3 separate regions of the Homo sapiens genome follow, and regions 2 and 3 are each linked to region 1. A link is a loop called in an ENCODE intact Hi-C map of the cell type or tissue named here. Cell type or tissue: Caco-2. All regions are shown on one strand.

Region 1 (8,000 bases):
TGTCTCCAATCACTATGTCCCTGCGCTATACCTTACAGTTGGCTTGAGTAAATTTATGTCTTGAAAGATCAACATATTTTCTACTGATTTAAACAGAAGCTAGCATGCTCAGCAGTTGAAATATATTTTATAGATACTGACCCTAAGCTCTAACAGAGAGAATCTCAAATAGGGAAAACAAAATTTTTTTTCTAATCTTCTTACCTGTATGCATGTGACCAGTAAGATGCAGGAATGAAAAGGGACATATTTGAGAGCTGATACTCCTACAAATATACAATCAGCTATTCCAATGTCCTAAAACACCATTATTCTTGAAAAACAGAATCTAAGAAATCAGAAAGATCTTACCAGAGAGTCATGACTCCTTTTATTAATTCCAAGGGCACCATCTTCAATGCCATTAATAACACTGAAAATATATAGTCGTATCTTCAAATGAAATGTCGATAACTAAACCCTAACATATCGAGTTTCTACCAGAAATTTGTAACCACAATTTAGTTACCCTCCTGCCCCATTCATTGTGTAATATCTTTCAAATGTCTAGAGCCCCTATAACCTCAAGGCCATGCCCTACTATATATGAGAAAACCACTAATAAAACCTAACAAAATGAGGGAGGGTGGTTAGACTACTCCACACCTGAAATCTGTGCACTTACAGCCATGCTCTTGAGAAAGGAAATTTGTTCACTGCTATGCTGGCACCGCATGTGCATTCAACCATAATTTATCTCCTTCAGATTTTTTGTTTTCAGGCGGACTAGTAAGAAACTTGCATTAGCATGCTGTATTCTACACTCACCACTAGAAATACTGAGGGTGCTATTTGTAATTGTATTCTTTTTAAGAGGTTTATTCTCTGCAGCTGTTTTCTGCTTGCAGTGTATTTTGTGTAATCAGCACATCATCATAAATACATTGGCTGTTCCCCTGAGGGTAGCTGTCAGTGTTTAATTTACAGAACAACCTGGCCAATGTGAATTTTAACACTACAGCACTATGGCAAGGAGTTACCACACTCTGTGAAAAACAGGTTTCTATGAATTTTTATATCAAGAGCTGGTCCCAGGACAATTTAGGTTCTAGAAACAGACTGTTTAAAGAAGCACTTTATACCTTGTATGCAATAGACTCTTTCTCAGTTATAGCCTCAGTAGAAGCCCCAAACTATCAAATCACCAGTGGGAACTACCAGTTCTGAAGACAACAAGGATTGAAAATCTATGATCAACCAGTAGGAGGCATTGTAACAAATATTATCATCTCTTTTTAAGCTACATGTACAGCTATCACAAACATCACTGTTCCCTTAGAAGGTATGTAAAGGCAAGAGAAAACCATTTAAGACACAGACTAGTCTGAAATATACATTATCACTTTTTTGCTGAGATGAGATATATCTGATATGAACATAAGTATACCATTTCCTTAGGACTGCTACTAAGCCAGACCTCTAGCTCAATAAATCAGAAAAAAATACATATGACTAATGGTTAACACTAGTAATTATATGCACAGTGACTGGTATATAAGTACTTAATACATGTATAACAAATAACTATAAGCTCCTTGAGGATAGGTTCTGAATCTTAATTTATGCCTAAGACTTTGTACAGTAATTGGCAAATAAAAGGTACTCTGTGAATCGAATCGGAGTTGTGGCTAGTTGTGAATGGCCATGTTATTTGTAAAGCCTTACATCTACTTGATGTCAAAAGGATTTTCTAAATCAGTAAAATGTCCCTAAGGACAATATAAAAAGTACAAATTATAGTCATTTTAGTGAGAGCTATTCATACAAGAAATCTAAGTACCTCAATCTCACAATGAAGAACAAATTAGCCTACAAAATAATGGCATATTCAAACATATTTTAATAATGAAGATTACATAGAAGAAATTAAAACTTTTCTATGCTATATACTTGTTTCTATATCTTTAATATGATCAAATGGAAAGTGATCGTTTTAAATGCTCAGAATGGTAACCAACAGCACTTTTACTGAAGTGGTTTTGTATGCACACATACACATTCTATAAATCAAGTGATTATACATATGTATTTTTCTGTTAAGGGCCATTTTTACAAGTTAGAATGCCTAGAGTTAAACTGAATCAAAATATATTTCATGTTGAGTTGTCCTCAGTGTATTTATTTGCTTTTAATGTTGCGCAGGACTACATTTGCATGTTTTACAAAAATCAGTAAATTGTGACTAAGATTCTTTTTTTCTTTTAAAGGAACAAAATAACTGACTTCACTTAGGAGGGTTTAAAACTTGCCCAAATTTGTGGTAAACTTAATTTTTAAACTATTAAGTAGAACAACAGAGGCCAGGCACGGTGGCTCATGCTCGTAATCCCAGCACTTTGGGAGGCCGAGGCAGGCGGATCACGAGGTCAGGAGATCCAGACCATCCTGGCTAACATGGTGAAACCCCGTCTCTACTAAAAATACAAAAAAATTAGCCGGGCATGGTGGCGGGTGCCTGTAGTCCCAGCTACTCGAGAGGCTGAGGCAGGGGAATGGTGTGAACCCGAGAGGCAGAGCTTGCAGTGAGCCGAGATGGCACCACCCTGGGTGACAGAGCGAGACTCCGTCTCAAAAAAAAAAAAAAAAAAAAGAGCAAGTGAGATCTGTACAACTTACTTTGATACTGCTATAATTAATATAAGCATAATCACATACAAGCAAAATCTGGTAACACCTTATTTCTAACAACCAGGAAAAAAATTGTATTTAAAAATATGAACAAGCCCTGTATCATTTATCCTTTCTATGATGCTAAGACATTTCAAAAACGTTAATTCCTTTTTACGTTTATGTCACTGAAGGACAAAATGAGAAAAAAGATGACCCACCAACTCGATTTTTTTTCACCAGTTAAAGGAAATTTTTAATTCAGTTGAATATTTGTAACTTAGTACTTAAAAACTTTATGCCTAATAAAATATATCTTAATTTTTAATACAGAAATTTATCACATTCTTTCCTTTTCAATTTAGAATTACAAAATTACATCCTGGGACCTTCTGAACTAAACTGGATGGGGTTAGACTGAGGTCACGCTGTATTTTCTCTTCCCTGGAGACCACGTAGTAGTTCCATAGGCTGCCATTAGATAGCAGCACAGTACACACCATCAGTCATGTCTCTCATAGTCTCTCCCGTTAAGGTTGGAATTATCTCATTTACACACACACACACACACACACATACACACAGAGACAGAGAGAGAGAGAGAGAGAGATTCTAATTCAATTAGTGCAGTCGCAACTCCAGAAAAGAGTAATTCAATTAGTGCATTGTGGAGCTCTACAGTACCTCTAAGCAGATGTTCACCATCTTCAGGAACTGGAGCTAGGTTTAAAATACCTGTGCCACTCTGATATGCCGCTACATTATGTCATTTGTCAAAGTGCTTACATATGCTTTTCTATGCTTTTCTGGCTTCAAAGAAAAGATGAGGAAACAAACCCAGGCTAAGTTCCTAGAAATTTTTCCATCATTCAAATCAAAGAAGTATATGCAATCTTAGGCAGTAATTAAATTACATTATTTAAATTGTGTTCAAAACAAGACGTGTCTACATTGTATTCTGACTTATTACACTTTTTTTTTTTTTTTTTTTTTGAGACAGTCTCACTCTGTCACCCAGGCTGCAGTGCAGTGGGTGTGATCTCGGCTGACTGCTATCTCCGCCTCCCAGGTTCAAGCGATTCGCGTGCCTTAGCCTCCCAAGCAGCTGGGATCACAGGCATGTACTACCACGCCTGGCTAATTTTTTGGATTTTTAGTAGTGACTGGGTTTCACCATGCTACCCAGGCTGGTCTCAAATTCGTGAGCTCAGGCAATCCGCCCGCCTCAGCCTCCCACAGTGCTGGGATTATAGGCATGAGCCACCACGCCCGGCCAAGAAAAAACTTTCTAGTAGAACCAACAAAGTAAAAGCAAGATGCTTCAAGAAGTTTGATTCACCAATAATGGTAGTGATCAGGGAGAGATTAGATGACTCCCTTCCAAACACATTTCATAAAGGATTTCTACATTATGAGACGTATGTGACTAGATGGCCTCTGATGTCTGGTCCAATGCTGAAATTCTATGGTTCTATGAATACACTGATGTTTGCTCATGAGGCAAGCCTGGAGTTTAAATAATAAAGCTAATCATTAATTGTGAAGGTGTGGTTGTAAAAAGCCCATAAGCTGTGAGGCATTTTCACTGTATTGATGCATAATACATAAGAAGAAATTTTGTAGTTTCTTTGTACCAGATTTAGAAAACTCCATAAAGCATATTTCAGTCTCATTTCTTAAACACTTGCATTCCTCTTATTCTTCTAAGACTGCAAAAAATGGTTTGTTTTCATTCATCCTGTAGAAATCAGCCAATGAGAAATCAATTTCTACAAGAATGATTTTTGAAAACTCCCCCACTGAGTCAAGACAGTGGGTTCTCATAGCTTAAATGCAAATCTACATCAATGTTTATGCTTTAAAAATTCAGAGCAATACTTAAAAACAACAATAACTAGTTCTTAATATCCCTCCTTTTGGTATTACTTTCTGAGCACAATATTTTTAAGTAAGGACAAAAATCTGGCTACAAAGGAGCAGGACTTATATTTTACAAGTATTATCTTCTCTCTTTCTAGCATGACCTCAAAGCAGGAATTACCAACACCATTTTTCCAGTGCATTTCACTAGACTGATGCAGAACAGCTCTTGCCTTTCACATTTTCAGAGGAGAGGGCTAAGCTAAATAGTTGCCTTTTTTTTTCTTTTTTAGATGGAGTCTCACTCTGTCAACCCAGGCTGGAGTGTAGTGATATGATTTCGGCTCACTGCAACCACCACCTCCAAGGCTTAAGCGATCCTCCCACCTCAGCCTCCCGAGTAGCTGGGACCACAGACTGGCACCACCATGACTGGCTAATTTTTTGTATTTTTGGTAAAGATGGGGTTTCACCATGTTTCCCAGGCTGGTCTCGAATTTCTGAGCTCAAGTGATCCACCCACCTCAGCTTCCCAAAGTATTGAGATTATAGGTATGAGCCACAGTGCCCAGCCATTGAGGAACTTTCAATACAAACTCTTTTCCATACTCCAGAAGAACTGCAAAAGGCCATTCATTCTCAGTTAAAACTTTACTTGTAAATTCAATGCCCCAAAAGGGATGAAAATGAAAGCATACATCAATAGTGCTTCCTTAGAAGAAAAAATATATATGTTGTTTTAAGATGTATTGTAATTTATAAACTCCTACTCATAGCTTGAAAAAAAAGATGTAATTTAAAACATAATAGAAAACTCATTTTATTACTACAAAATATTTTCCAAGAAATATATGGTGGTTTTATAAGGAAGATTTTCTATTCATTTGGCATAAGCTGGACTAATATAAGCATAATGTTTCTTCCATATTACCTAATGAGCTTTCTTACTATAAATACACATTTTCCACATTAAAAAAATATTTTTCTTCCCCAAATTTTAAAGTCTTCTATAATTTCACCACTTGTTAAAGACACTGGATAATAAGAGCAATAAATAAAATAGCTGGGTGAATTCTGATTGGCCTGGCAATACTGCCATATAGTAGGCTATCAGTTTAACAAACTATGTCACTGCATCTCTTTACCCAATACCACCTTCCCAACTTCCTGCCTCCACAAAAACAGAAATGGGACCTAACCTGATTCTTCCTTACAATAGGGTGTTCCATAAATTCCACTATTAATAATACACTAACCCAACTTTATCTCCTTTGCCCCACAGCCTGCATTTATTTTCTAGTGTTAAGTTTGTTTGGCTCCATCAGCACCACTTCTCTTTAACACTGTCCCTTTTCATGCATTTAAGGCAACTACTTCCAACCCTATCAATGAAAGCAGACAAATGGGGGAGAAAGGAATGAACTGCAAACACCTCAAACAAGAAAGGTTGCTTAAAAAACCAAGTGTCACATTCTGACAGTTCAATATTTCATAGCCAATACAAGGAATGTGCAACGATACTGCAACTTTAAATCTTTTCTTCATAGTATGTCAGTCTCTCTTTCTCTCATTGTAATGCCAAAGGGAACAGCAATCAGAGTGGAGATGTTCAACGTGATAGAGGTCAGGACACCATCGGATCAACGTACCAGAAACACGACCTTGTTTATTTTTTTTCCACAGTATTATTGTTTACAGGGTGCTTTGCTCGTGTACCTTGTGGTTCTTAGCTAAAAGATGAAATTACAGCCCAGGATGAAGCGCTCAGGCACACATCCAATTTGTGTTTCCATCTCAGAAAACAAAAAGCTTCTAAGGCCCTCAGGCTGCCATTCAAACTTGGAGGCTGACATTTTTAACAGCATGAACCAGAGACTGGCAGAGAGAATGATCTAATGCATTTCTGACTTGTCAATCAAATATCTCACCTCTGCTGTCTTGTAAACAGTTGGGGACCATCTAACTACATTCATAAACCTAGGGAGAGCTTACTGCCAGCTGGGGTGCTGTAGCCACATGCTCTGGCTTCTATTCACCAAAATCATGATTCAGTTTTATAATCTCACTGTAAATAGTCCATAGGCACATTTCCAGGACTACTGGAATTGAACCAGAGTAGGGAATACAAAAGAGATTTTGGTCAAATATTGTGTTATTTTCAAGCTGCTGGAATCCTGTACTAATTTTATCCTCATTTTACCAATTCTCCCCAAAAGATTGCACTGTGCTGCAGTTGAAGTGCTTAAAAAAATAATGACCTGCTTTTTAAAAATCTAGGGGAAATATACTAATATTATATTACAAATTTCCCTTGTAGTTTATTACCAGTAACAAAACAAGTACTCCCCCAAACAATGGCTCATATAAAGGGTAGAAACTACAATGAACAGTAGCAACTATATTTTGGTAAAACTAATTATGTACTTTCTTTTAAATAGAAAACTGAAATTCATACACAAAAGTTTTGTACTTACTAATTTGACACAATGTAGTATATATGTATGTGTATGTGTGAGACATAAAAACATAAAATTAGATTACTTATATTGCTAATGAGAAGACTTTTTTTTTTTTTTTTTTTTTTTTTTTTGAGGCAGTCTCGCTCTGTCGCCCAGGCTGGAGTGTAGTGGCGCGATCTCGGCTCACTGCAAGCTCTGCCTCCCGGGTTCATGCCATTCTCCTGCCTCAGCCTCCCGAGGAGCTGGGACTACAGGCGCCCACCACCACGCCCGGCTAATTTTTGTATTTTTAGTAAAGACGGGGTTTCACCGCATTAGCCAGGATGGTCTCAATCTCCTGACTTTGTGATCTGCCCTCCTTGGCCTCCCAAAGTGCTGGGATTACAGACGTGAGAAGACTTATATTGCTATTCTTTCCCTTCTGTATATGACCATCTAATCCAACACACGTAAAAAGTTAGACCCAATCAGGAATTTTTTGTTAAAGAATCAAGTACGAAAATGAATACTCCTTTTCTTCATGTCAATTTTACAGGGCACAGAATTCCATGCATGCTCTGGGTACAGATCCTCTGACTAGTTTAAGAGAGCAAAGATAAAGATCAGGGAAGACTTTAATTCTAGCTCAGCTTGAGCTGAATCTTGAAGATTAGGTAGACAAAGGCAGAGAGTGGGTAAGGGACAATAGGTGTTTGTGGAGGGGTTTTTTCAGGTAAGCAGAACGGTATATGCAAAGACACAGATATATAAAAGAACACACTGCACCTTTGGGGAACTGCAAAATTTGAAATGACTAACAATTACATGAGAGGGAGGTGGTGGTCAGATATAAGCCAAATTCAAACTTTGTTCAATTCAAAAACATGTGAGCAGCTATCTATGAGATAAACAGTGACCAAAATCAGTATTACCAGATGATGAATGTAGAATTTGAGCAATATGATATAGGTGAAATTCAGAAATTACTAGTATCACTGAAACGGTAATCTCTGGGAGGACATTTAAAATCCTTCCTTCTTTCTACTTCTATTTTCT
Region 2 (8,000 bases), 130 kb before region 1:
AATTTGATGGGAACAGCAGGGACCGCCGTTTGCATTTAGTGAAGTTCCAGGAACTTCCAACCTCATCTTCATAATTGGCCTCATAAATTGTAAGAAAGAGAGAGATCAGCAAAGCGGGAGGGAGGAGGGGCTGCCCGTCCGTCCTTATTTAATTTTATTGCTGAAATTCATCTTTTTAGCCTCCTCCGCCGGAATCGGCTCTCCCTGCCGGATTTGCCTAATCATGATAAATTAATATTCATTTCCCCGCCTCTTACCCAGCTCCCGCGCTTGGATGGAGTTGGGGAGGGGCTCCTTCCAGCCCCCTCTGCTGGGCCTTGGTGGGAGCCTGGGGGAATGGGGACCCCTGAAGGGCAGCTTGTAGGCAGAACTGAAAGTGGCACCTGGGGAGGGTAGGAGGGGCCTGGGAGAAAGATGAGGAGTGAAGCAGGTGGGGCTGGATGATTGGGACTCTCAGAGGGCCTAGGATGCTGAAGTCAATGCCCCTTGTCCAGCTAGGGCCAGGTGGGAGGGGCAGGAGGAGCCTGAGAAGGCCCTTTTGGAGATGCAGAAGCTGAGATCAGGACTGATGAGATGGATCTGGGAGAGGAGCCTGGAAACCAGCTTGAGTGGAGAGGTAGGAGGGTTGTTGCCCACCCAACATGGACTTTGCCCCACCCCACTCCCAAGTACATCCAGCCCACCTTGCCCTGTGCAGGCTCCATAATAGACCCATCATGGTCTATGGGGCCTCACAGGCACTGTGGTCTCTGGCTACAGAAGCAGCCTCTCCACTTGCCCACAGCTCAGCTCAGCGGGGGAGCTGGCCGCCTTATGCTGGGCACCTTTGCTGTGCTGTGTGGCTGTCACCGATCCTGCTGTCCCTAGCAAGGCCCTGTGGGAGGTTGGGATGGGGGTGCTGCTGGAGGGCAACACAGTCCTGCTCTTCCATGGTCAGTGGGGCCCCCCAGTCAAGGGATCTGAATTCCCCATCCCCTGTGTCACAGTTAGTATTTGGGACCTGGGAGGAATTTTAGATGCCATCCAGCCCCCTTACCCCATTTATAAAAGAGGAAACTGAGGCCCAGAGATGGGATATGCCCTGGTTCAAGGTCTCTCAGAGGTCAGGAGGGCTGGACCTAGGAGTAAGGCATGCTTCCACCCCACCCCAGAAGCTAAGTGTGCTGGGCAGGATTCAAAGGATCACCCCCAGTTATCTTTGCCTTTGGATTATCTCCCGTTTGAGTGTGGGTATGACTGTGATGAGGTGTCACTCATGTGGTCATGTCACATTATACGGCAAAAGGACCTAGTCTAATCACATGAACTCTTTAAAAGCAAAGAGCTTTCTCTGGCTGGTAGCAGAAGGGCAGTCAGAGAGATTTGAAGCAGGAGAAAGGCCAGAGAGCATCCTTGAAAAGCAGCCCTGGCTGACAGCCAGCAGGGAAACAGTCCTACAGCCACAAGGAACTGAATTCCACCAGCAACAAGAATGTGTGTGGATGCAGCCTTTCCCAGAGCCACCAGCGAAGAGCCCAGGCTGGCAACACCTGGATTTCAGCCTTGTGGGACCCTAAGCAGAGAACTGGGCTGAGCCTGCTCAGACTGCTGACCTACAGCACTGTGAGATCATAAGTTGGTGTTGGTTTAAGGGGCAGAGTTTGTGATAATCTGTTATGCAGCAGTAGGAAACAGACTCATAGGGCCTAGGGGAAGGGTGTCTTAGGAAGCTCCTAGGAGGTGGGCAGGGGATGAAGTTGGGAGAGGGCTGGGTGCTCTGTCCTAATGCCATCCTTCCCCTATATTCCCACATGGTAGTAACTGACTGGACCCAAAGTCCTCACCACTCCCTACTGCTGTAACTGGGACCGAACCCTGTAAGCATTTACATTTGTGACTCTTGCCCAGGTGGAGTCTGGGCCCCTGCGTGGTAAGCAGTGAGCTTCCCTCTCACAGGAGTGGGTCCTTGACAAGAGGAGTTTCTGTGGCATTGGCTCAGGTAGAGCCTTCTAGGTTGTGGGCACTCCAGGCAGGCTAATCTGATGCCCTTTCAAACCAGAGTTCCCTTCCTCCTCCCAAACCAGAGTTTTTCAAATGTATATATTCATGGTGCCTGGATTGGTGCCAGTAAAAGATGTTTTTTGTTTGTTTGTTTTGAGATGGCGTTTCGCTCTTGTTGCCCAGGCTGGAGTGTGCAATGGCGCGATCTCAGCTGACTACAACCTCCATCTCCCGGGTTCAAGCGATTCTCCTGCCTCAGCCTCCTGTGTAGCTGGGATTACAGGTGCATGCCACCATGCCCAGCTAATTTTTGTATTTTTAGTAGAGACAGGGTTTCACCATGTTGGTCAGGCTGGTCTCGAACTCCTGACCTCATGATCTGCCCGCCTCGGCCTCCCAAAGTGCTGGGATTACAGGCGTGAGCCACCGCACCCGGCCAAAGATGTTTTTGATTCCTACTAGATAGAAGGCAACAGCTTCTATGGAGGTTGGAGAAGACCAAGGCACATTTTTCAGGTTATGAAAGGAGCCTCCAGTGAGGAGTTAGCTGTACCCTATTTCTGGTTTGTTTCAGCAGAGTTTCACCGTCATTTATTGACTCCTGAGCCTGGCCAGTCCACCCTTAACCCATTCTGCACATGGATTATATCATGTAGGCTTCCCAACAGCCCTCTGATAGTTGTATTATCCCCATTTTGCAGATGATGAAAGTGAGGCCCAGAGAGGTTCATTTACTAGTTCTAAGTCACACACCATATGAAGAACAGAGCTGGGTTTCAGCTCAGATCTGTGTGACCTGGGAAGCCCAGCTGGTTTTCCTGGCTCCTCTCTGGGACTGGTTCGATCCATCCCAAATGTAACTGGGCTTTCTGTCCTAACCTCTTTCCCTCCTTCCCCCTTATCTGAAGCAAGGAGCCTGAGCTTTTCAGTCTGTGGAGGGTTCCTGTGCTGATGTTGAAGGACACAGTCCCCGGCCCTGAAGCCTGGGGTTTGGAATCAGCAGTCGCCCGCTTGCCCTGAGGTGGGGTCTCCTGACCTCTCCACCTCCATTTGGGAATTAGTGGTGTCGAGGGCTCCAATGCCTGAGCACTCCTAAGCTACAGCCCTGCTGGAGGCAGGGGTCCGGGCTCTGTAGCTCACAGACATCCCTACGTGTCTGCCCTGTCCCCCATGGCCCCAGCGGGCCTGCACACACCTGACCCTTTCCCCTCAGCCCTTGGCCTCATGTCCCTGCACACACCCGGTCCGGCCCCACAGCCCACACATGCCTCACTTGTCCCCATGCCAACTCCACCTCAGGGCCTGATGGGGGCCTCGCCTGGCCTGAGACGTCGCCTCCCCACAGCTCCAGGCGTCCGCTGAGGAATCCTCCCTCATCATCCTGACCTTGGACCCAGCATTCTGTGGAGCACTTTGGGGCCAGTTTGAGCATAGCCTCTGGTCGAGCTACCCTCCCTACCTGTCAGCCAGACAGCACCTTGTAAGGGGATCATCCCCCGGCCTGTTCCCCTTCCTCCCGAGCTGCCTAACGGGGAGGGAGCCGAGGGCCCTCGGGCGTGGCCCCAGAGGAGAACCCAGAGGCCATGCTCTTCCCCTTCCTGCTGGCAACAGTCCTGAGCGCCAGCTTCCCACCTCAGAGACTCTGAGAACCAGGGTCCACCCACCTGAGGGCCTCCTTGGCTCTCCCTTACCTTGTGCCCACGGGAGCCTCAGGACCACCAAGCGGAGGGGCGGTCTGCAAGGAGATGTCCCCTCTCTACCTCCCTGCGAAGAATAAATTCGGGCTGCAGATGCCCCTCGGGCTCCGCAGGGAGGAGCCTCACTCGCCACTCTAGCTTCAGGCTCTGCCTTCCTGATCCTAACACCCTCCACCCTCTGGGAACAAACGGGCCTCTGGGATCCGAAATGGGAGCGGCCGCACTGAAACGGGGATGGCGGGATGGGGAGTGCTCCGTGGGGCGTCCTTGGGGACGGGTGCGGGGCCTGCCGGGCTGCGGGGCCTGGCTGGGGGCGGGGCGGGTATTGGGGGCCACGGGCGCGCTTCCTGGAAGCCGCCAGCAGAGGGCGCGCGAGGACCGGCGAAGAGGTCCGGCCGCGCGGAAGGCCTGGGTGGGGTGTGGTTGAGGGTGCGGTGGGTGCGGGGCAAGAAACCCGCGGCCGGGCTTCTCTCCGATCTCGGGCGTGAGAGTGGAGTGGGGTGGAGTGGGGTGGGGCGGAAGGGTCCCCACTGCGCTGCTGCAGCGCGAGCCCCCGCTCCTCTCTGCAGGAGGCGGCCCGAAGGGGCCTGGCGTGCCCTTCGAAGGGGGTAGAGCCTCCCCGTCACCCCGCCGGGAGCTGAGACAGCGGAGCTGGGACTGGTGACTTTGGTGCTGAATCCGGTGGGACCCCATTCCCCACACTCAACCCTGGTCAGGGCTCTGTGCCTCAGTTTCCCCGTGGGTGTGTTCTGTCCTTGATCCTGGATGTTCTAAACTGGGAGATCAGGTGGGGTGAGAACACCGAGTGGGCGGGAACCAGCACCTCCCCAGGTCCCCACCCCATCCCTCTTTCCCCGCCCACCTTGAAGGCAGAGCCTGAGAGAAGAAAGAGATGGGGAGAGGAGAAAGGCGTGAGAGACGGAGGGAGGGGCTGCCTGGAGCACCGTGGGGAAGTTGAGAAGGTTCGCGGAGGAGGGCCGGGATGCGTGGACACGAAAGCGGGCCCAGCTCCCCCGGGGAAGCTCTTCCGAGACTTGCTGAGGCCGTCTGCGCCTCCTCCCGGGCTGAGCTGGGGGCTGAGCTCTGGACTGCATCCCAGGGACCATCGCTCCGCCTGTAGCCCACCTCCAGCCGCCGTGATTTATGGCTGGGCCAGGCCCGTCGACCTTGGACGGATAACTAATGACAGGTCAATAACGCTACAGAAGAAGTGAACTGGTGAGGGGAGGAGGGACGAGGCCCATTAGCCGGCCCATCCCCTGCCTGCCGGCATCTCCCCTCTCATCCTGGTGCCTTTCACTGCAGTCCCCTTGCTGGGGGCTTCCCAAGGACCTCCTGACAGGTCTGAGAGGTGATGGTTAACACCGCTGCAATGGGGGTGGGGGTTGGGGTAGAGGCGTGACCAGAACACATTGGAGAGACCCAAAATGGGTCACAGGAAGGTGAAGGAGACAGGTGGGGGTGGTGGGGGTTCCTGGGAACACACGCCTTTTCCATTCTCATATTGGGAAGCCAGCATTGATTGAGGGGGGAGGGAGCAGTCCTTGCCGTTGGAAGGCAGGGTACCCTGGCAGAGGAACCCTGGTGCCCCCCACCCCCCTCCACCGGGCTCCCTCCCCAGGCCCCTCTCTCTGGTGTCCTCTGCCTCCTCCCACCCCAAGCTACCTGAGGTCAGAGTGTTTACTGTAGTCTTTGGGGGCCACCTCATTTCTGTGCCTGCTTGTATGTGGGTTGTACAAGGCACTGGCTGGGGTCTCAGTTCCTGTATCATCTGGTTTCTACTGGGAGTGGACCACTCCTCCTCTCAGGAGTGCCAGCCTCCCTCCCCTTGTTTGAGATCACCTGGGTCATCCCCTGGGCCCCTCATCCACTTTCAACACCGCAGGGAACCCAGAGTTGGGGGTAGGGAAGCAGCCTTCTCAAAGCCTGCCTCGATTTACTCTATCTCGGTGTCAGCAGCCAGGTGTCCGTGTGAATGCCTTTCTGCCTGCCATCCCCATTTTGCAGATGAAGAAGTTTGAGCTGAGAGAAGCCAGGGAGGAGCTGAGACTGGAATTCAGTCATAGCCTCTATTCTGTCCCACCTTCCCCCGGGTCCTGGCCTTCTCCCGCTCTCTGCTCCTCCTTAACTCCTGCCCAACTCTGCCTGCAAAGGAGACACCCAATGAGAGGGCCACTGAGGCAAGGGCATTCCGCCCCCAGGTTAGACACAGGGTAACAGAAAAGTCTTGGAGGAAGTGTGGGGCAGTGACAGTGGGATAGGGGAAGATATTCGGTCGTGCAGGTACCCTTCGTGGTGGGGACAATGGATGCCCCGTGAGTATGTATGTGGATTCATATGTGCACATGTATTCATGAATACAGTTATTCATTCAACAAACAGGTACTGAGTGGCTACCATGTGTCAGGCCCTGAGAATGTAGGGGCAACACTGGGAGCTTGCGAGTGCTGTATTCTAGCAAGGGGCGCGCGCACAGGATAGGTATGTCTGAGGGCTCTGGTGGGGCGCGGACTCACTGCAGAATAGAAGTGGACTTGGGCGCTGGCAGATGCGAGGCAGCAATTCTCACTTTGTGGACGGAGACATGGAATCTTCCCCTGTCTCCTCAACCCCCATTCCACTTCCAGCCTCTCACATACCCCCCGTCCCAAATCAAACTCACCAGCTCCTCTCCCAAACCTACTCCTGCTGGCCTGTCTTACTAGCTCAGCCTGGAAACCTCAGGATCCAGGATGGGCAACATAATCTTCAAGGCCTGGTGCAAAATGAAAACAAGGAGCTTCTTAATAAAAAATTAGAATTTCAAGACAGAGACAGTAGAATGTACAATCAGGCATGGGGCTCGTGTAAGTGCAGGGTCCTGTCAAGTCAGCCTGCCTGGCGCCTCCCGCCCGCTTACTCTCTGGTTCATTGACTTCCTGATCCTCTCCTTTCCTTTCTAGGCTAGCCCAGGCCTCACGGGTCTTAGGCTAGCCCAGGCCTCATGGGTCTCTCAGGTGGACAGGCTCCACCCTCCTCGATTGCCTCCTGGCTTCCAGCCTCCCAGTCCCAGTCTGTCTGAGAAGTCTCATTCCCACCACACTCAACCAATGCCATTCACCTGGATTCCTGTCCTCTTAGACTTCTTGTCCTCAAACACTCCCTACATTTCCCCGTTTCCATACCTTTTGTTCAGAATTCAGTTCCTCTAAAAAATTCACTCCTCCTTTAGCCACCTCCTCCAGGAAGACTGTCCTGATTTTCCAGTTGTAAATCTTATATCACAAACTATTTGGGTCAAAGCACATAGCAACTTTCTGCCTTCACTCACAGCCATTCATCTGCCCACTCCCATAAACTTAAGATTCTAGAAGACAGGGATGGTGTTACCTTCATCATTATAACTGCCCCAGCACCTAACTGACAGGTGCATGGTATGACTCAGTCAATACTTGTTGATGCAGCTGTGGGCATCTTTTACATGTGTGTGGGTGTTTAGACACCCTGAATTGTGTGCACAGAGCAGTGTGTAGGGCTTGTGTTCATGTGCAAGCATTTCTGCTTATATGTATACATATTTCCATATCTATGCATGAGCAATCATGTTAGGCGCATACATGTGTATGGACATAGTGGTTTCTGTAGGCTTGTGTAAGAATTGAAGGTACACGGGTGTGCACGGTGGTGTGTGCATGGATTTACATTGGCGGGTGTATACCCAGGTCTGGTGGCAGATGTATGTGTGTGCGTGACACAAAAGGATGTGTGCATGGTCCCATGAGGTCAGGGTTGTGCCTGAACAAGTGCTGCGGGTGCACCGTACAAGGATATAGGCGCCTGGCGCGTGTGCAGGCCATGTGTGTGCACAGCTGCACGTCCTGGCCGCAGGCAGGCCAGACGCCCGGTGAGCCCCCTGCGGCCGCTGAGCGCAGGGCTTTGTTCCTCCGCCGAGAAGGGCCGCGTGGTTTCACGGCTCCTCGGTCTGGGCGTCTTGGGCCCCGACGTGATTGGCGGCCCGGCGGCAGCGGCTGGGCTCCCTCCCGGGGCGGGCGGAGCAGGATCGGCTCCCGTTACCGGCACGGGGTGGGGGTGGGGGGGCTCCAGGCCATCCATCTTCTGTTATTACAGCGTAATGGGGCTGCTCGGGCGCCCGCCCATTTGTCATCGGCCTCGTTCGCTGATAACGGGCATTTGTCATCACTTTCCTCTGCGCCAATGTCATCAGCGCGGCTGACAGCGGGAGGGGGGGCGTGCATGAGCACAGGCGCGCACACATGCACATGGGCCTGCTGGATACATGCTCGCGCACACACACACATGCACGCGGAACCTGAGAGACACGCC
Region 3 (8,000 bases), 140 kb after region 1:
CACACGCATACACATAAATCTTAATTGTGTCCAGGGCTTTTTACAGCGTTAATTAATCATATTTAGGGCTGTTTCCAGCTGTTGCTGAGGGAAAGAAGGTCCCACACGCCTGTGACTTAGGGTAAATCCAATCAGACGGAGGAATTCTTTGATTTTGGAGAAGCCAAGCATGGGAAAGACACTGCTAATCCCAGAGCCTCTTCGACCCCTGCCTGCCACCTCCCCATTGCTGCCTTTGGAAACTGATCCAAGCTGAGGAAGGGGACGGGAGGGGGATGCAGAAGTGGGCACAGGGTTTTGCTGAGCTGAGCTGACTGCCTGGAGCCCTGCTTCAGATGAGAGGAGGGTTGATGGGAAGGAGGGGTTAGGGCTTCGGTGCTGACCAGGAGCTTCTGCCCCTGTACTTAGGCCATTTAGTGAGCTCGGGAGAGCCCCTGATTCCTGAATAGCTACTGGCTGGGCCCAAGAGTTATTACAGGAGGCTGGGCCTGGAATAGCAGACCAGTGGGTGGGCAGAACTGACCTAATTACAGCTCTGCACAGTCCGTGTGGTCTGAGAGGGAGCCTTGCCCAAGCCGTTCTTCTTGCCTGTGACTTCTCCCGAAGCCCCAGCGGCAACACTCTCGGCTCCCTCAGGCTCTGATGTGTGTCTCATGTGTCAGCTGGGCCTGCTTTATCTCTCTCTTCCTAGGGCTCTGCAGCTGGATTTCTGACTCTTCTACTGATCTCTGAAATCCTGGGGCACCACCTCTCACCTTCATGGAGACAGATGAACCTTCAGACAGGGGTGTCTTCAGGGGAGGGGCAGCCCGGCAGGTGCTAATGACCTCTTCTTTGGTTTATGCCAGTGGCCCATTGGGTACTCATGTGGAGCAAATATGGGATGGAAGGGGAGAGAGCTGCTGCTGAGGATGGGGGCAGGAAGGGACTGTCTTGCTCCTTAGAGACCTACATGTGTGTGAGGTGGGGAAGGGGGTCCCAGGGTGGAAAGTGAGAGGGTAGAGGGCTATAAGGCCAAACAGGGACCAGGTAGTTGCTGCCCTATCCTCCCCTCTACAATGACTCCACCCCAGCATATCCCCTTGTCAAGGCTTTCTGGGTCCTGGCCTACCTGGGCCTAAATAATTGAGGAGCCCATTATAGCCTTGCTGTTTCCTCACTGTCAAGTGTAAACGCTGCACTGGTCGGGTGGGGAAATGGGGCTAATTTGAATTGATAATAGGAAACGCGGGGAAAAGTCATCTATGGTGAGTGAGGAGCGAGCGATCCCTGAGCAGATGCTAAATCTTGTATAATGAAAGAATCTGCCGATGTCAATTATGTACGAGCGTCTTTGCAGTGGTTGGAGGCGGTGGGCGGGTGAGGGAATGGAGGGACGGGTGCATCCCATAAACCCAAACACCCATCAAAGGCTCATACATATGGAGCGGTGGAGATTACAGCATAAATTTGAATGTTATGAATGTGGATGAGGGACAGGCAGGAAGCCCACCTCATAAGGGGGCTGTTTTCAGCGCACATGTACAAGGGAGCTTTTGTCCTCTTGGTTCCTCAGCTGTGTTTCCTCCATGTCAGCTGTGCTCCCTCTGCAACCAGTTGTGTCTCAGGATGAGAAAGAAAGTCAGGATATGGGGGTGCTGGGACAGGGTAAGATCAGCTGTTCTTCTGGGGCTTGGATGTGAGTCCCTTGGGAGCTCTGGGCCCAAACTGCCCTTGACCCATTCAGAGTGCTGCCAGGATGTTTAGCTGGGCATGGTGGTGCACGCCTTTAGTCCCAGCTACTTGGGGGAGCTGAGGCAGGAGGATCGCTTAAGCCTAGGAGGTTGAGGCCGCAGTGAGCCAAGATCGTGCCACTGCACCCCATCCTGGGCAACAGAGTGAGACCCTGTCTCAAAAAAAGAGGGCTGCCAGGATGAGATCTAGAGATCAATGTGACCAAAGATCCAGGGGGATATCCTGAAATATCTCTGATGTGACCACAGCTTTCCCTCCCCACTGATGGAAGAGACGGGAAAGAGCAATGTAGACCATGATGCCAACCACAGATTGGGCAGGGAGATCCTGGAAGACAGCCTGGAGGAAGAGGTCAAAAACTGTGCTTATAAAGGGGGCTAACAACTCAGAAGGACAATATCAGCAGCACATCTTTCCATTCCTAAGTACAAATCCTCATCACACATGGGATCGGGTGTTTGTGAGTATACACATGCATGCACACCCTGTAACAGGGCCCAGACCCCTCCATCAGTTCCCAACCTGCAGCCTCTCCCTGAGCAGACTTTGTGATTTGTGGTGCAGACCACCCAGGGACTTTAATCTTCACCGTGACAAATGCAATAAAAGGAACAATTTGGAGATCACAGCTAAGGAAGACACATTTACAAACCCTTCCCCAAAGGTTGGATGTGGCTGTCACCATGTGATTTGTGCTGGAGATGAAGCAGGGAGGGGGAGAGGGGGAGACAGAGAGCTGGAGAAGGAGGGCTGGGGAAAAGGAAGCATCCCCAGCTCTCTCCTCCTCACCCTCTCTGCTGGATCACAGTGGAAGGGGCTAAGCTAGCAGAAGGATGACTGGACCCACCGGCAGCCACTGCCACCCTCCCCCATCATGACTAGGGAGCACAACTCAATTACCAGGAACACAGCCCAGAACCACAAAGCTGCAGAGATTCATCTCAGCAGTTCTGGGGCTCTATCTAGAGAAGGGATGGCAGGTGGGGGTGGAGGGGGTAGGGTTTGGAGAAGAGCGAGAGAAAGGGAGAGGCAGAGTGGAAAAGACATTTTAATAGAAAGACAGTGACATCTCAAGTTGCAAAGGGAGCGCCCTAAGAAGCTATATTCTGAGACAGGGAAGGGGAGGGGAAATTTTCCAATCAGGGCTCCTCCATCAGGCCTATCTGGAGGGGTCCAAACATAGAGCAACAATGTGGGTGGAGGGGAAACTTAATCTAGGGACAAATCCATTGGGCAGGCAGGTAAGCCTGGAGTTCCACAGGATGAGGTCAAACTGAGATCTTATAACTAAGCTAATAGATGACTTGAGATGGTGGGTGGTACAGTCAGGCACCTTCCTATCCCCTCTGAGTCTTCTTTTCTCTATCTATAAAATGAGTCCTAGGCCAGATGATCTGTAAGGTAGCTGCCTACCTTGCATCTTGGACTCTCTGAGACCCAGATGTCTTGGAGTCAATGACAGGAGACTGGATAAGAGAGACCAGTAGTAATCCACCACTCCCTGACCCTGACTTTCTCGTGGCTTATAGTGGTTATTAACACATGGGCTCCTTTCTGTTGGGATCTCAGCTGTGCCCCCCAGGGTTCAGGTCTACAGCTCTCTCAGCCACTCCCATCCCAGTAAGAGTTCAGAAGGAACCCATTGGCCCTCTTTGGTCTCAAAAAAGCTGGTCACTCTTAGCTTCCTTTTTGATAAGATCATCCTCAAACCAAGGCCATTCTGTCCCTGGCTCCCTCTACCCGATGCACAGGAGATGTTCTCTCTGCTCCAGGATTTAACTTTGAAGCCTCTAGGTTGCTTCCAGTTTTTGAGCTTTGAAAAAATTAGATATTTGTTCCCTTGACCTGTGCCCTCCCACCCCATTCCCCACCTTCCATCTACCTGTGCCCCCCAACTCCTCACCACCCCACTTCCAACCAGGCTGAGGGACCACAGAGGTGCCATGTTGGCAGGGAGGGGAATGTTACTAGGCTATGAGGCACTGGTTTTTCATCGCACTCAAGGCCACACCTCAGAACTCCTCCACCTAGCTGCTGCCCCTATGCTAGCCTGGTCCCCAGCACAGGACCATCTCCCTGTGCACTTCCAGGGCCAGACCTGGTCCTCATATCCAGGAAGTAGGCCTGGTGAGTGACTAAATGGGGGTAGGGAAAAGAAGACATTAGGAGTATGGGCCCTCACTGGAAACTCCCTAGGGATGATGGGGGTCAGATGCTAACAATGTCTAGTTGTCACAGTCATGGCTCAGCATGGCCACAGGGCAGAGATACGGGCCTCTCCAGGGCAGTGAATCTGGGCTGGATCATGGCCTCCAAGGGCGTGTAGGAGGTAGGGAGCTGGGGAGGTTGAGAAATGTAAGGAGGTGGGGAGTGGACAAAAGTATGTTCTCTAAGTTCTAGACACAAAGGAGAGAAGCCTCTACATAGGAATGAAGAGAGGAGCTTGGGAGGGACTAAATCAGGGCTGACTTTCCCAAGGCATCTCTCCTTGGGGCAGGGACTAAAAGTGTAAAAACATTCAAACAAGGTGAGTCCCTAGATATGGGCTCCATGGTAGACAGTGAAGCAAGGGGAACTGAACTGCTAATGCTGGATGGGGCAATTCCCATGGTCCTCTGCTGCCTCCCTCTGGAGAGGGCATAACGGTGAGCTCTGCTCTGCTGCCAGCCCCTCTGCAGGTCCTCCTGGCTTCTCTTCACTGCACCTCACCTCCATCTAGGTCCTCGATTTCTCCCCAGGTCCTCATACACTGTATTAGTCAGGGTTTTCCAGAGAAACAGACCAAGAAAGAGAGAAAGAGAGAAAGAAAGAAAGAAAGAAAGAGGAGGAAAGAAGGAGAGAGAGAAAGAGAGAGATAGAGATAGAAAGAAAGAGTGAAAGAAAGAGGAGAAAGAAAAAAAGAAAGAAAGAAAAGAAGAAAGGGAGAAAGAAGCAGACAAGGAGAGAAGGTGAGAAAGAGAGGAAGAGAAAGAGAGAGAGAAAGAGAGAGATAGAGAAAGAAAGGAAAAAGAAAGAAAGAAAGAAAGGAAAGGAAAGAAGAAAGAAGGAAGGTAGGAAGGAAGAAGGTAGATAAAGGGACTTATTATGAATGATTGAGTCACCCAATTATGGAGGCCAAAAAGTCCCATGATGTGCTGACTGCAAGCTAGAGGCCCAGGAAAGTGAGTGGTATAGTTCCAGTCCAAGCCCAAAGGCCTGATAACTGTGGGGGCCGGGGAGGGGCTGGTGTATAAGTCCTGGTCCAAGTCTTAAGTCCCCAAAACCAGCAATGTCAAATCATAAGACAAGAGGAGATGGATGGCCTAGATCAAGCAGAAAGCAAATTCACCCTCCCTCTGCCTTTTTCTTCTATTCAGGCCATCAACAGATTGAATGATGCCCACCCACAGTGATGAGTGTGAGTCTTCCTCACTCAGCCTACTGATTCCAGAAACTCCCTCCACAGACACACCCAGAAATAATGTTTTCCCAGCTATCTGGGCATCCCTTAGCCCAGTCAAGTTGGCATATAAAGTTAAGTATTCCAGGCTAAGCGAGGTGGCTCACGCCTGTAATCCCAGCACTTTGGGAGGCCGAGGCAGGTGGATCACCTGAGGTCAGGAGTTTGAGACCAGCCTGGCCAACATGGTGAAACCCCATCTCTACTAAAAATACAGAAATTAGCTGAGTGTGGTGGTGCATGCCTGTAATCCCAGCTACTCAGGAGGCTGAGGCAGGAGAATCGCTTGAATCCAGGAGGCGGAGGTTGCAGTGAGCTGAGATAGTGCCATTGCGCTCCAGCCTGGGCGACAGAGCAAGACTGTCTCAAAACAAATAATAATAAATAAAATAAGCATCCCAGACACCATCTTCACATCTGACAATGCCTCCTGATACCCCCTCTCCCACCACAGAGAAAGCACTAGATAAAAAATACACTATGAGACCGGTGTAGTGGCTTATGCCTGTAAGCTGAGTACTTTGGGAGGCTGAGGTGGGCAGATTGCTTGAGGCCACGAGTTCAAGACCAGCCAGATCAACATAGTGAGATCCTGTTTCTACAAAAAAAAAGAAAAAAATAGCCAAATGTGGTGGTGCATGCCTGTAGTTCTAGCTAGTCAAAAGGCTCAGGCAGAAGGATTGCTTGAGCACAGGAGGCAGAGGCTGCAGTGAGCTATGATCATGCTGCTGCACTGTAGACTCTAGCCTGGGTGACAGAGTGAGAACCTGTCTCAAAAAAAAAAAAAAAAAAAAAAGAGAAGACTAGTAGGTGGCAAAAGGGGCTCTGTGACATCTTCTCTATTCTCTGTCTCTCTTCTTAGAGAAGGGACTTTGACTTGGCTTACTCATTTGCATCCCTGTCCCCAAGGATAGGCTGGGCTGGGACGGTAGGAGAGAGGAGTAGACCAAGAATTGGTTCATTCCTTGTGGCCTCCGCCTTTCCCTATATGACTTTACCCAAGGCCGAGACCAAGCCCAAAGCCAGATGGGAGTCTCTGTTGACTGAGTGCCCTCCCCTGCCAGAGGACCAATCCCAACTGAGCAATCCCTGACCCTCAGCTCTGTCTGCCTCTCACCAGGCTTAGTCTAGTGGTGAGGGGTTTGAGACCCCAGATGGTGGAGGTCGGGGAGGGGGGCTGTAAAAGAGGGTCAGAAGTGGCCAGTGGGTCACATGGACTCTAAGAGCGACATTTCCCTCCCTAAGTCCTTAGACTTAGTCCAGCAGACTGGAGGTTGATGGGAAAACAACAAAAAAGTCAAGGAGAAAGCCATTCTGGGTTCCCCCCTCCTTCATGTTCAAAACTGTTTGGCACATTCTTACACATGCAGCCACAAACATGCATGCACGTGCACACAGACACACACACACATGCACACACAGAGCTGAGCTACATATGACACATCGTGGAGTGGGGACCAGTGTGGTGGGCTTGAGGGGAAGAGCAGAGCAGGAGGCTGTAATAGTCAGCTGAGGGCACAGGTGCAAAGCAAGGGGCACTTTGTGGGGAGCGGTAACGTGAGTACACATGGCGGGCTGGAGGTCCAGAGAAAATAGAAAGGGAGATGAATTGAAGCAGAGGGTCAGCCAGAGGCTGAGGAGAGGGTGCCTCTAAAGGGAAGGATCTGGCCTATGAGCAGTGCTAGCAGAATTCCATGGTGACTGGGCACCCAGGCATTGGGTAAACCAGTGCACCCTGTTCTGAATAAGAGGTGAGCCATTCAGGCCTCCAAAGGCACCCCCAGAAGGAAGCCAGAGGCCAGGAGTGCTCCAGGTCTCATTCTTCTTCCCCTCTGCTGTTAAGTGGATGGGGTAGGTGGGAGTTGGGCTGCTGATCCCAATTTCCCCTCTCCCTCGAAAGCCTGGACTCACCCACTCTCTCCAAATTCAATTGTCCTTGATGAGATCCACTCTCCCACACTGAGCTTCCCTACCCCCTCCCAAAAGGGGCCAGGGAGACTAAAACAGGTTCTCTCTGTTTTGCTCTATTGTTTTTCTTCTTTTCCCCCACCATGTTCCAGGACCCAGGACATGCTCTGCCTTGCTCTAAATCCTAAACTGGACAAGCTTAGGGTAGGAAGAGTCAGCGGCGACTGTGGCTTCCTACCCATTTTCTTATTTGCGTGAGCCTGGCCTTTCAACCTGTTGTGAGGAGGTAGGATGTCAGGACAGTGGGGGTGGGAGACTGAGTATTTTGACCTTGCGAGGCCTGCCCCTGTCTTTACCCATTCCCCGCCAGCCCTCAGTGCCCTTTGAAGGTTTATAGTCATATAAATCGCAGAGTCCCATGCCAGGCTTGGAATTTGCAACTATAAATAGGCAGGAGGTAAACAAGGTGGCAGATGCAGGGGCTTGGGACAAGACGGAAAATCTGCCCCTCTTTGCCTGGGCAGGGGCCAAGGCACATCCGTGGAAAGGGATATCTTCCCTCCCTTCTCACCTCTCCTCCCCTGCCTGCTGCCTGCTGGCTGCCTGTGCTCTGGGCTTCTAGTCTTTTCCCTCTAGGCATTTATCCTCCAAGGCAGCTTTCTGCTCCAACTCTCCCTGGCCACCTGCCCTGTTTCATCTTGCCCTGAGTCAAAACAGGGCGGAGGGATTGCCTCCATTAGGCTCTGTGCCCCTCGGCCTCCCTCCAGCTGCTTCACACTTTATCCCGTGCTCCTCTAGTGAAGTCTTAAGGAGGTGCCGCTTCTGCCAACCACCAGCCTCCACCACTAGGGGCGCCCTGATCCCCTCTCCATCCAGCCAAGGTGATGCTAACATTTCTCAAGCAGGAAACCGTATTAGG

The links. A loop is a pair of places that touch in the nucleus more often than their neighbours do. Peaks named below come from ENCODE experiments on the same cell type or tissue, not always from the same donor. Only the 100,000 strongest peaks of a DNase experiment are listed, where the experiment ranks them.
Region 2: a loop joins it to region 1, with 21 times the contacts of the local background. A loop is called at or near these places in 10 of 110 quality-filtered maps.
Region 3: it touches region 1 in a loop (15-fold over the local background); 54 of 110 quality-filtered maps call a loop at or near these places.

What each region holds. Positions count from the first base shown.
Region 1 is chr10:101,437,519-101,445,518 of GRCh38, reverse strand. All of the region lies in intron 2 of BTRC (beta-transducin repeat containing E3 ubiquitin protein ligase), which reads right to left. Among named protein-coding and RNA genes, the nearest start is that of BTRC, 87 kb to the right of the region's middle. RefSeq lists an enhancer at 3,760-4,260. In Caco-2, a CTCF peak has its summit at 1,205 (motif pointing right); a DNase peak (open chromatin) is centred at 3,118.
Region 2 is chr10:101,566,421-101,574,420 of GRCh38, reverse strand. No RefSeq gene overlaps it. Among named protein-coding and RNA genes, the nearest start is that of POLL, 18 kb to the left of the region's middle. RefSeq lists a silencer at 3,987-4,286. In Caco-2, a CTCF peak has its summit at 4,043 (motif pointing right); DNase peaks (open chromatin) are centred at 4,080 and 4,520; H3K4me3 peaks cover 1,482 bases.
Region 3 is chr10:101,297,979-101,305,978 of GRCh38, reverse strand. No RefSeq gene overlaps it. Among named protein-coding and RNA genes, the nearest start is that of LINC02681, 38 kb to the right of the region's middle. RefSeq lists enhancers at 7,632-7,701, 7,742-7,811. In Caco-2, CTCF peaks have their summits at 4,340 and 7,924; DNase peaks (open chromatin) are centred at 4,348 and 7,908; H3K27me3 peaks cover 295 bases.